Regions from separate parts of the Homo sapiens genome. Here region 2 is linked to region 1. The links are chromatin contacts, found by Hi-C or POLR2A ChIA-PET in ENCODE. All regions are on one chromosome and are shown on one strand. The core of a region is the stretch at or near the end of the contact, and the rest is flanking DNA. Distances in the headings are between cores, read along the strand shown.

Region 1 (4,910 bases), core at 1,086-3,585:
GCAGAGGGCTTTGCCAGGCAGGGGGGCTCACACCTGTAATCCCAGTACTTTGGGAGGCTGAGACGGTGTATCACTTGAGGTCAGGAGTTTGAGACCAGCCATGGCCAACATGGTGAAACCCTGCCTCTGCTAAAAATACAAAAAAAAAGAGCTGGGCGTGGTGGTGCACGCATGTAATCCCAGCTACTCGGGAGGCTGAGGCAGGAGAATGGCGTGAACCCGGGAGGCGGAGCTTGCAGTGAGCTCAAATCGTGCCACTGCACTCCAGCCTGGGTGACAGAGCAAGACTCTGTCTCTAAAAAAAAGTACTTCTCATTCAAGGAAGGCTTGTAGAGGAAAATGACCACAGCTTGCATCTTTTAGGCAGTCATTCCGAAAATCCCTCCTGATGACAGGTTCCCCACTCATTCCCCCCTTCCTCCACAGGCTTCCACCTCTACCTCGGATGGGATGCTGACCTTGGACTTGATCCAAGAGGAAGACCCTTCCCCTGAGGAACCAACCTCTTGTGCTGAGAGCTTTCGGGTTGACCTGGACAAGTCTGTGGCCCAGCTGGCAGGGAGCCGGCGGAGAGCGGACTCAGACCGCATCCAGCCCTCCGCAGACCGGGCAAGCAGTCTCTCCCGACCTTGGGAAAAAACAGACAAAGGGGCCACCTACACCCCCCAGGCACCCAAGAAGTTGACGCCCACAGAGAAAGGCCGCTGCGCCTCCCTGGAGGAGATCCTATCTCAGCGGGATGCTGCCTCTGCCCGCACCCTCCAGCTGCGGGCTGAGGAACCCCCAACCCCTGCCCTCCCCAACCCGGGGCAGCTGTCCCGGATCCAGGACCTGGTAGCAAGGAAACTGGAGGAGACTCAGGAGCTTCTGGCAGAGGTTCAGGGACTGGGAGATGGGAAGCGAAAGGCCAAGGACCCCCCTCGGTCTCCGCCGGATTCTGAGTCAGAGCAGCTGCTGCTGGAGACGGAACGGCTGCTGGGAGAGGCATCATCGAATTGGAGCCAGGCAAAGAGGGTGCTGCAGGAGGTCAGGGAGCTGAGAGACCTGTACAGACAGATGGACCTGCAGACCCCGGACTCCCACCTCAGACAGACCACCCCGCACAGTCAGTACCGGAAGAGCCTGATGTGAGGGCAGGGTGGGGTCTGGAACTTGTCGGGTTGGACAGACTCTTATCTCCGTGTTGCTGGATAAAGCTTTTTTATTTACCTCAATCAAAAAAAGAAAACAAAAATGAACTCATTGCTCTTGCTGATGCCTGACCCCACTACAACCCTTATTGCCCCACCTACTTTCCATATGCCCCTCGTATGCCCCTCAGGTTTGAGGAAGTGACCCCGCAGCAGTAGCAGGAAGTTTTTACCCAGCCAGAGAGAGAGAAGGCACGGTAAAGACACAGTCTGACCACTCCACACACCGCCCGCCCCCAAGACGGCACAGGGAGTCCACTGCTGCTCCCAAGGATACAGTGGGCTTCTAAGCTTAGAGCGGGAGGGGGATGAGGATGTTTTCTGTTATGTCCCACCCCAGGCCTTCAGTTTGAGGGTGAAGTTTCAGCTGCCCAACTCTAGTTGTAGGGATGTGGAGGCCAGTGTCACCTGTCCGTGCACATGGAAGTGAAATTTATCCCAGCCCTGAGGAGGATTTGTGGAATTAAAATCTCCCCAGCCAGACACTGGCTTCTCATTCCTAGCAGTCTCTCATTGAGATCGAGCTGCCTGGATTTTCTTACATGAGGTGTTTCTTCCCTTCATCTTCCACACCCTTCCCAACCTTGACTCAAAGATCCACCCTTGTCGGGCGCAGTGGCTCACGCCTGTAATCCCAGCACTTTGGGAGGCCAAGGCGGGTGGATCACCTGAGGTCAGAAGTTTGAGACCAGCCTGACCGACATGATGAAACCCAGTCTCTACCGAAAATACAAAAAATTAGCCAGGCATGGTGGTGGGCGCCTGTAATCCCAGCTATGCGGGAGGCTGAGGCAGGAGAATCACTTGAACCTGGGAGGCAGAGGTTGCAGCAAGCCAAGATTGTGCCATTGCACTCCAGCCTGGGCAACAAGAGCGAAACTCCGTCTCAAAAAAAAAAAAAAAATCCAACCTTGAGTGGATGAGACTAGTTTCATTATTTGATTCAGGGCCCTAGCACAGGGGAACTAGAGACAGACCCCACAGAAGAACTGAACTAAGAATGAAACTGGTGTGTGATGCAAGCTGGGTAGGATGAAGGGGAAAACCAAACATCTGTCCAAGTTCCTCTTTCAGCCATGCTGAGGTTTCCTGTAGCCTCCCCCTCTCCTTCCTCAAACCTCTTCCATCACTAAGCAAGTCCCCACTTTAGAAAAGCATCTGGATGCCCACGCCACCACCCTCCCAGCCACCTCTGAAGTTGCCAGGCTTCCCAACATTCTTGTCTGTGGTAGGTCCCACACAACTCACTGTTCACTCTTTCCTTGGAAGTGTGTGAGATGAGGTTTAGTAACGGTGAGGTCCCCAGAAGAGCTATGAAGGGAATAATTTGATTTTGGGAAAGAAGGGGACAGAGTCTCATGAATCAAGTAAATGAGGGGTTAAAAGCCACATTGAAGTGTGCCTTGCTAGCTGCTTGATCCTCCAAGAGCAGCGGGGCTTCACTAGAGGTAAGGGGAGGAGGGGGAGGAAACGGGGCCAAGTTACATGTAGACCTGGCCATGACGCTGCCCCGATGTTATAGGAAGATGGGATAGGAGGAAGCGGGGGAAAAACCTGTGGGAGAAACAGATTCTTCAGTCCGCATTCTTCTGCTCTAACGTCACTCCTACAACCCATGTAAGCAAAATGGGGGCCTCTGTCCCCTTTCCAGAAATCATCTCTTTCCTTCACAGCTCTTCTCTGGACCTTATCACTGCTGTTAAACCATCCCTAGGGCAGAGGAATTCTTGCTCTCTCTAGTCCCTTGCCACTCTGTCATGGAGATTGTCCCCAGCTCTAGACTGTAGTTACCTAGCCTCTTCCTTGAAGAATGTGTATCCCAGTTGAGTGAGGGAAAGTGTGCAAGAGTGCCACCTTCATGTCATTCTATGGTCTCTTGGGGTATGAGGTGAGAACCCAGGCTTCCAGACTTCCTGTCCTTCAAATAGCTGCACTCTCCACAGCCCTAAGCATGGTCAGCAGAGCCATCCATTGTCACAAGTATTGAAGTCTAAGGTAGAATTATGCTTTCTTTTTACAAGTCTCTATCTTTGTATTTTACCAGCATTTTTCCTTTTCTTTTTTTCTTCCTTGTTGCTCCCACATAATGAAAAAAGACAAAAGCACAAATGACATGTGTATCCCAACATGTCAATTATCTGTGGCTCCCAGGGGAGCCAGAAGATGGAGGGAGACACTAGAGAGGAGAATGACAGGTGAAAGAAGCAGAAAAGAAAGATCGGGGACCTCACAACAGTAAGAGAGGAGCTGGGCACTGTGCTCCTGGGCTTCAGGCTCTAAAACCAACAGCTTCCAGTTCTCCAGCAGTTACTGGAACATCCAGGCCCTAGGGTGGTGAAATGAGCCCAGCTTTGAAACCAGATGGATCTGGATTCAAATTCTAACTCTGTTACTTCTTGATTATGAGGCTCTGGGCAAGGCACATGCTTTCCGAGTATCAGTTTTTTTCATCTGCAAGCTGCAGAGCTATTGGATGGGTGAGGACAATATGGAAAATGCCTGTCAGTCAGAAAGTGACCACTGCAGCTACTGTTACTGGTTTGACTCTGGGCAGTGAGCCGCTAGCTCAGTTGGAAGGAGCACTGTGTGAATGAGGCCACCGGGGTGGGGTCACTGTCACTTAGCTAGATCCAGGCCACAGGCTGTGCTGGACCTCTCTCTTCAGAGGAGAGAGCCAGAAGGGATGAAAGCATGGTCCCTGGTCTTCAAGAACTTTAGAGCTTAGCATGGAACCAGGCTTCCCACTAGAAAAATCGCTTAAGGTGCACCCTTGTGGTAGGCTGCTGGCATGAGTTCTGTTGAAGCATTTGTATTGAACCTGGGCACTGTGACAGGAGGATGGGAAGGTGCTTACGTTCATTTCCCTTCCTCCCAGTGCTTCTCCTCCCTCACTTCATCATTTTAGCCCCTCTGCCTGCAATATTTCCCTTCCGTGCCCCCGGTAACTGTGATGCGTGGCAAATGGGCTGGCTCAGTAGCTGTGTGGGGCAACTTTCTCAGCACACAGCTGCCCCCAGACACTTTCAGGGTGCACTTATTCTCCCTCCCTTTCCACTCCCAACCGCTCTGCTCCCTTCTTTTCTTACACAGATGAAGCAAAGGGAAGTGCCCTCCGGAGGCCCTAGGATGGGGAGACGGGGTAAGGGGTGGAACCCAGGACACAGAGTTGAGAGGGGGTGAGGGGTAGAGGCAGGTAAAGAACGAAATCTTAATTCTCATTTCAGTGACACTTTCCTCAACTTTTCCTGTCCTTCCCCATCAGGTTGTTAGCCAGGGGCCTGAGGAGGGATAAAGGAACTGCAGTCCCGGCTCCCTCCATTAGGAAGAATGTCTGGGGTGTTGGCCTGGAACGCTGATGAGTTGATTTCCTTCTATCTCCACAGCATAGGTTTACCAGGGAGAAAAGAAAGGTGCAAATTTCTCTAACTCCTGCCCTGGTCCTCACATACTATGCGGTTCTGAGCCTAGAGCTCTGTCCCTGGGGAAACAGCTCTCGCCTCCTTCCCCAGCCGCTCTCCCAACCCCTCTGCCAGTAATAAATTTGCCTCATTCTCCCAGGAAATGAGTCTCTAAGAATCTCTCTTCTATCTAAACCTCACAGGCAAGCAGTCCCAGCCCACTTCTGCAACCCTCAAGCTCAGCTACTGCCCCCACCCCCCACTTCGTCACTCCCTTCTCTACGCTGGGTTCCTTTCTCTTTCTGCTTTCTTACTACCTCCC
Region 2 (4,910 bases), core at 908-3,407, 420 kb after region 1:
TTCTAGGTCCTCTACATGGAAGAACTCCACAAACCCATCCTAGAAAACAAAAAAGAAAAGCACATTTTCAAGTATGGGTTTCTGCTCTCTTACAACACTACTATCCAGAGAGAAGGTAAATTAAAATATCTAAGGTTTCCCCCTAAAGCAATAGTAAACCAATTATTATTCACCCCGGGGCAAAAAAAGAAAATAAGTTCTTCAGTTTCTTAAGCGGGGACCCATGATAATTAAACTTCATTTTACAGTACTATCTTGGTCTTATTAGGATTTATCCTAACAAAAGGACTTCCAGAGTTCCCATGAGGTAAAAGACGAAAACCCTTATTCTCAAATCTCCACCACCTAATATTTCAGTAACGCCTCAATTGCGCAGATCAGTTTTTCTCAACGTAGTTAAGTACATCCTGCATCAGATCTGGGTTTGTTTAAAACGCAGGCTCCACCCCATATCTTCTCCATTAAAACAGGCACCGCCTTAGGAATTATTTCAGCTATCCTCCCCTGGTGACTTATTTTTTCATGGTTTGAATCCACTGAAGAGTATTCAACTGAATTGGAACAAAAAATTGCCTAGAGAAAACCAAGATTTTTGATACAATTCAAGACCGCCATACCACTATCTCTAAGGATCCACTACTTAAATCAACATCAAATAAACAATGGTCCTTTAGTTAGAGCCTGCAAACAGCCGTGCGTCATAAAAACCTTTAGATATCCCCACCTCTCTAAAAAAAATCCTTCATTCTACTTCCACTCCAAGGCCCCTTTCATCCTTAAGGCAAACTTACCCAGCCTCTTTGTTTAACTAGCCAGTCCCGTTTTGTCCTTACGAGAACGTCTGTGATACTTTCTGCTAATGGTTCGATGCAGCTTTCTTGGTTTATGGTCTTCAAGTGTTTAGCCACAAAGGCACCAAAAGAAATGAGAGTCACAATCCTGCCCCAGTTTGTTACGCCGTCGCTGAAAACATGGATCATCACTCGAGACAACGATTTCACATCGTCTTCGTTTTTGATGTCCAGTTTCCGAAGCATGCCTGAGAAAGAAAAGCATGCAGGTCCTCACGGCCTCCTTTGTCTAAACCGGCGCAAGATTCGCCTGCCCACCCGCGGCGGGAAAATCGCTACTGGGATTTACAGAACTCAGGTTGACCCCACTTGAAATTGACATCCCACCCTTTCCGGTCTTTGAACAAGAGCTGCCATTTCCAAAAGAATCAAGATGGGCGGAAACAATGACTCATGGCCAGAATATTCTGGCTTCAGGAATAGGATGAGACACGTTTCAACACTGACTCGTTTCGGTTTCCAACCCACCCTTGGCGGGTGAGTCCGGGGAGAGATGGAAAAAAGGGAGTGAGGCCTTGGCGATTAATGAACCCCCTTACCTTGGAAGGCCGTCTCGTGGTTGCGCTGCACGCCATCCCCAACCCGTCGTAAGGTCTCCAGCGCCTTCCTGCTGGTGGCCCCAGACCTGCCCATTGGCTTTGTGTCCTTGGCGCCGGTGGCCTGCTCCCGAAGGTACCGAGAGATAATCTCCAGCGACTGCCGGTACAACTCGTCCTCCTCCTCCTCTGCTGGCGGCGGCGTCGAGGGTAGTGACCCGTCCGTACTGGTGTTATTACCAGATTCCCCGACCAACTCCAGCAGCGGCAGGACAGCCGGCCGCTTCCCGAGAGGCTCCGGCTCGTACCCGTCCAGCTCCTCTTCGGGCGACATGATGGCGTCAGCGGCCGGGGCTTCCATCTCCTCAAGCGGCGCCGCGCGGCGGGTGGGCGCGAAGAAAAGCAGCCTCGCGGGGGTCGCGGTGACGTCGGGGACCTCGGCGCCAATGGGCGGCGGCCGCGCGACCCTCCGGGAGTCTGGCGTGAGGGTGGACGGGGGGCTTGCGCCGGCGCTTCCGCCAATCACCGCGCCGGCCTCCCCTCCCCCTATCTCTCGCCGGGCCGAGGCCTCCTTCTCCGTAGCCAAAAGTCGCCCTCCCGGGCGGGTGGCGCCGCCGCTGCCGGCCCCCAAGCCGGCCCCCCCACAGTAGAGGTTGAGTCCGATTACCGCGTTTCTTTTGAGGCCAAACATTGCCAGTCGCCGCCGCCGCCTGGCTGAGAAAACTGGGGAAGACCCCGACTCCTTACTGGAAGGAAGCGGAAGTGAGAAGTGGCGAGCAGCTCCTTTATCACGGTTTTAGGGCGGCCAGTCCTACGGGGTGGCGCCAGCGAACTCTTTTTTTTTAAAAAAAGTATTCCCATAAAAGGGGAAAGGGGCGGCAGCTTCCGGAGGGTTGCGCACGGCACCTACCAGCTGCCCGGCCGGGCCGGGGCGGGGCCGGGGCCGGGGCCGGGGCCGGGGCCTGAGCCGGGGCCTGAGCGGGGCCTTCCGGTCTTCGGAGGCTCTGAGTGCCGGTTACGTAACGGCGGCTCCGAGCGCCTGGGGTCCTCCCAGAGCTCCTGGGCTCGAGCTCTTTCCATGAGCACCTCGGGCCTTCTCGTGGCTACCTCTGTGCTTCCCTGAGACCTGATTTGTGAGCCCTTTTTGCTGGTTTTCGCCAGAGGTTTTTTACCAAATCAAAATTTCAACCATTGACTAACACAGGGGTTGAAGGAAGAGGACGGGGAAGTTCAGTGATGGATGGGAACAACAGTCTTAGATGATAGGGATAATTAAGAGGGCATAGTTGGGGACTTGTGGTTATTTTGCACAGCTCTCTACTCTCAGTCCAATGTTTGGAAATGAGGATGCTCCACGTGCTACCCTAAAGAACCATTTATGTAAGTGGACTAAGCTAAAACTGCCACAGCTAAACTATTCCTGCCTCCCTGCTTGCTTCTCCCATCTCTGTTCCATAGTCTTTGGTGCTATTTACATATAGGCCTTAATCCATTAGAATCTCGTCTGAGAGTCTTGACACCATTTTTTGTTTGTTTTGAGACAGTCTAGCTCTGTTGCCCAGGCTGGAGTGCAGTGGGGCGATCTCGGCTCACTACAAGCTCCACTTCCCACGTTCAGACGATTCGGTACCTCAGCCTCCCGAGTAGCTGGGATTACAGGCGTGCGCCACCACATCTGGCTAGTTTTTGTATTTTTGGTAGAGATGGGGTTTTCACGATGTTGGCCAGGCTGGTCTCGAACTCATGGCCTCAAGTGACCTGCCTGTCTCGGCCTCCCAAAGTGCTGAGATTACAGCTGTGAGCCACCTCGCCCAGCTGATTATTGTATTTTTAGTAGAGATGTGTTTCATGCGCGTCTGTGTGAAGACACCACCAAACAGGCTTTGTGTGAGCAACATGGCTGTTTATTTCACCTGGGTGCAGGCGGGCTGAGTCCGAAAAGAGAGTCAGCAAAGGGTGATGGATTATCATTAGTTCTTACAGGTTTTGGGATAGGTGGTGAAGTTGAGAGCAATGTTTTGTGGGCAGGGGTGGATCTCACAAAGTACATTCTCAAGGGTGGGGAGAATTACAAAGAACCTTCTTAAGGGTGGGGGAGATTACAAAGTACATTGATCAGTTCGGGTGGGGCAGAAACAAATCACAATGGTGGAATGTCATCAGTTAAGGCTATTTTTACTTCTTTTGTGGATCTTCAGTTACTTCAGGCCATCTGGATGTATACGTGCAAGTCACAGGGGATGCGATGGCTTGGCTTGGGCTCAGAGGCCTGACAATGTGGTTTCACCATGTTGGCCAGGCTGGTCTCAAACTCCTGGCCTCAGGTGATCCACCTGCCTCAGCCTCTTAAAGTGCTGGGATTACAGGTGTGAGTCACTGCACCCAGCTGACACCATTTATTTTTGTACTGATAATAAGGCACATTTGACTCTAGAGGTTTGTAAAGCCCTTGAGAACAAGGATCTTCTTATATGCCATGTATGTTAGTTAACGTTAATTAAAGCAGCCTTTTTGTTAAAAGATCTGTAAAAATAATAGCTAAAATTCAAAAGCAAGGTGCTGAGAGACATAGGAAAGGTGAGCAAGCTCACTTTTTATTTATTTTTTTGAGATGAGGTCTTGCCCTGTCACCCAGGCTGGAGTGCAGTGGCACCATCAGTGCTCATTGCTGCCTCAACCTCCTGGGCTGAAGTGATCCTCCCACCACAGCCTCGCGAGTAGCGAGGAACACAGGTGCATGCCCCTATACTTGGCTAATTTTTTTATTTCTTGTAGAGATGGGGTATCACTATTTTGCCCAGGCCGGTCTTGAACTCCTGGACTCAGGTGATCCTCCTACCTTGGCCTCCCAAAGTGTTGGGATTACAGACCGGGCTCTGTGCCTCATGCCAATAATCCCAGCACTTTGGGAGGCTGAGGTGGGTGGATCGCTTGAGCCCAGGAGTTTGAGACCAGCCTGGGAAACATGGCGAAACCCTGTCTCTACTAAAAACACAAAAATTAGATGGGTGTGGTGGTGCGCATCTGTAATACCAGCTACTCTGGAGGCTGAGACAGGAGAACTGCTTGAACCCAAGAGACGGAGGTTGCGGTGAGCCAAGATAGTGCCACTGCACTCCAGCCTGGGCAACAGAGCAAGACTTGGTCTCAAAAAAAATAATAATAATAATGAGGCCTGGCGCAGTGGCTCACACCTGCAATCCCAGCACTTTGGGAGGCCAAGGCGGGCGAATCATCTGAGGTCAGGAGTTTGAGACCAGCCCAACCAACATGGAGAAACTCCATCTCTACTAAAAATACAAAATTAGCCGGGCCGTGGTGGCACGTGCCTGTAATCCCAGCTACTTGGAAGGCTGAGGCGGGAGAATCGCTTGAACCTGGGAGGCGGAGGTTGCGGTGAGCTGAGAGTGCGCCATTGCACTCCAGCCTGGACAACAAGAGCGAAACGCCATCTCAAAAATAAATAAATAAATAAAGTGTTGGAATTATAGGCGTGAGTCTCCCTCTTGGCCAAAAGTTCCTA

What was found. A loop is a pair of places that touch in the nucleus more often than their neighbours do. ChIA-PET counts read pairs that join two places held with the same protein, here RNA polymerase II (POLR2A). Pooled maps may share reads with other maps.
Region 2: a pooled map shows a loop between it and region 1 (5-fold over the local background). The contact joins the promoter of MCL1 here to the promoter of LINC02988 in region 1. A Hi-C loop is called at or near these places in 1 of 168 maps with a recorded cell type or tissue (sigmoid colon), 8 of 37 single-sample maps with no recorded cell type and 11 of 50 pooled maps. POLR2A ChIA-PET finds 5 or more read pairs at or near these places in 2 of 52 experiments (A673 and activated CD4-positive, alpha-beta T cell).

Annotation. Positions count from the first base shown.
Region 1 is chr1:150,158,393-150,163,302 of GRCh38, forward strand. LINC02988 (long intergenic non-protein coding RNA 2988) reads left to right here and starts at 2,336. Exons shown (of 4, transcript NR_135098.1): 1 at 2,336-2,418. It overlaps PLEKHO1 (pleckstrin homology domain containing O1), which reads left to right. Exons shown (of 6, transcript NM_016274.6): 6 at 427-1,673. The coding sequence ends at 1,131. RefSeq lists enhancers at 464-965, 2,096-2,405, 4,754-4,910 and silencers at 1,266-1,315, 3,016-3,085, 3,674-3,743.
Region 2 is chr1:150,577,453-150,582,362 of GRCh38, forward strand. MCL1 (MCL1 apoptosis regulator, BCL2 family member) reads right to left here and starts at 2,158. Exons shown (of 3, transcript NM_021960.5): 1 at 1,391-2,158; 2 at 792-1,039; 3 at 1-39. The coding sequence starts at 2,078. LOC107985203 (a long non-coding RNA gene) reads left to right here and starts at 2,378. Exons shown (of 3, transcript NR_186818.1): 1 at 2,378-2,767. RefSeq lists enhancers at 416-1,615, 576-1,294, 1,295-2,012, 2,061-2,355 and silencers at 1,929-2,058, 2,129-2,468.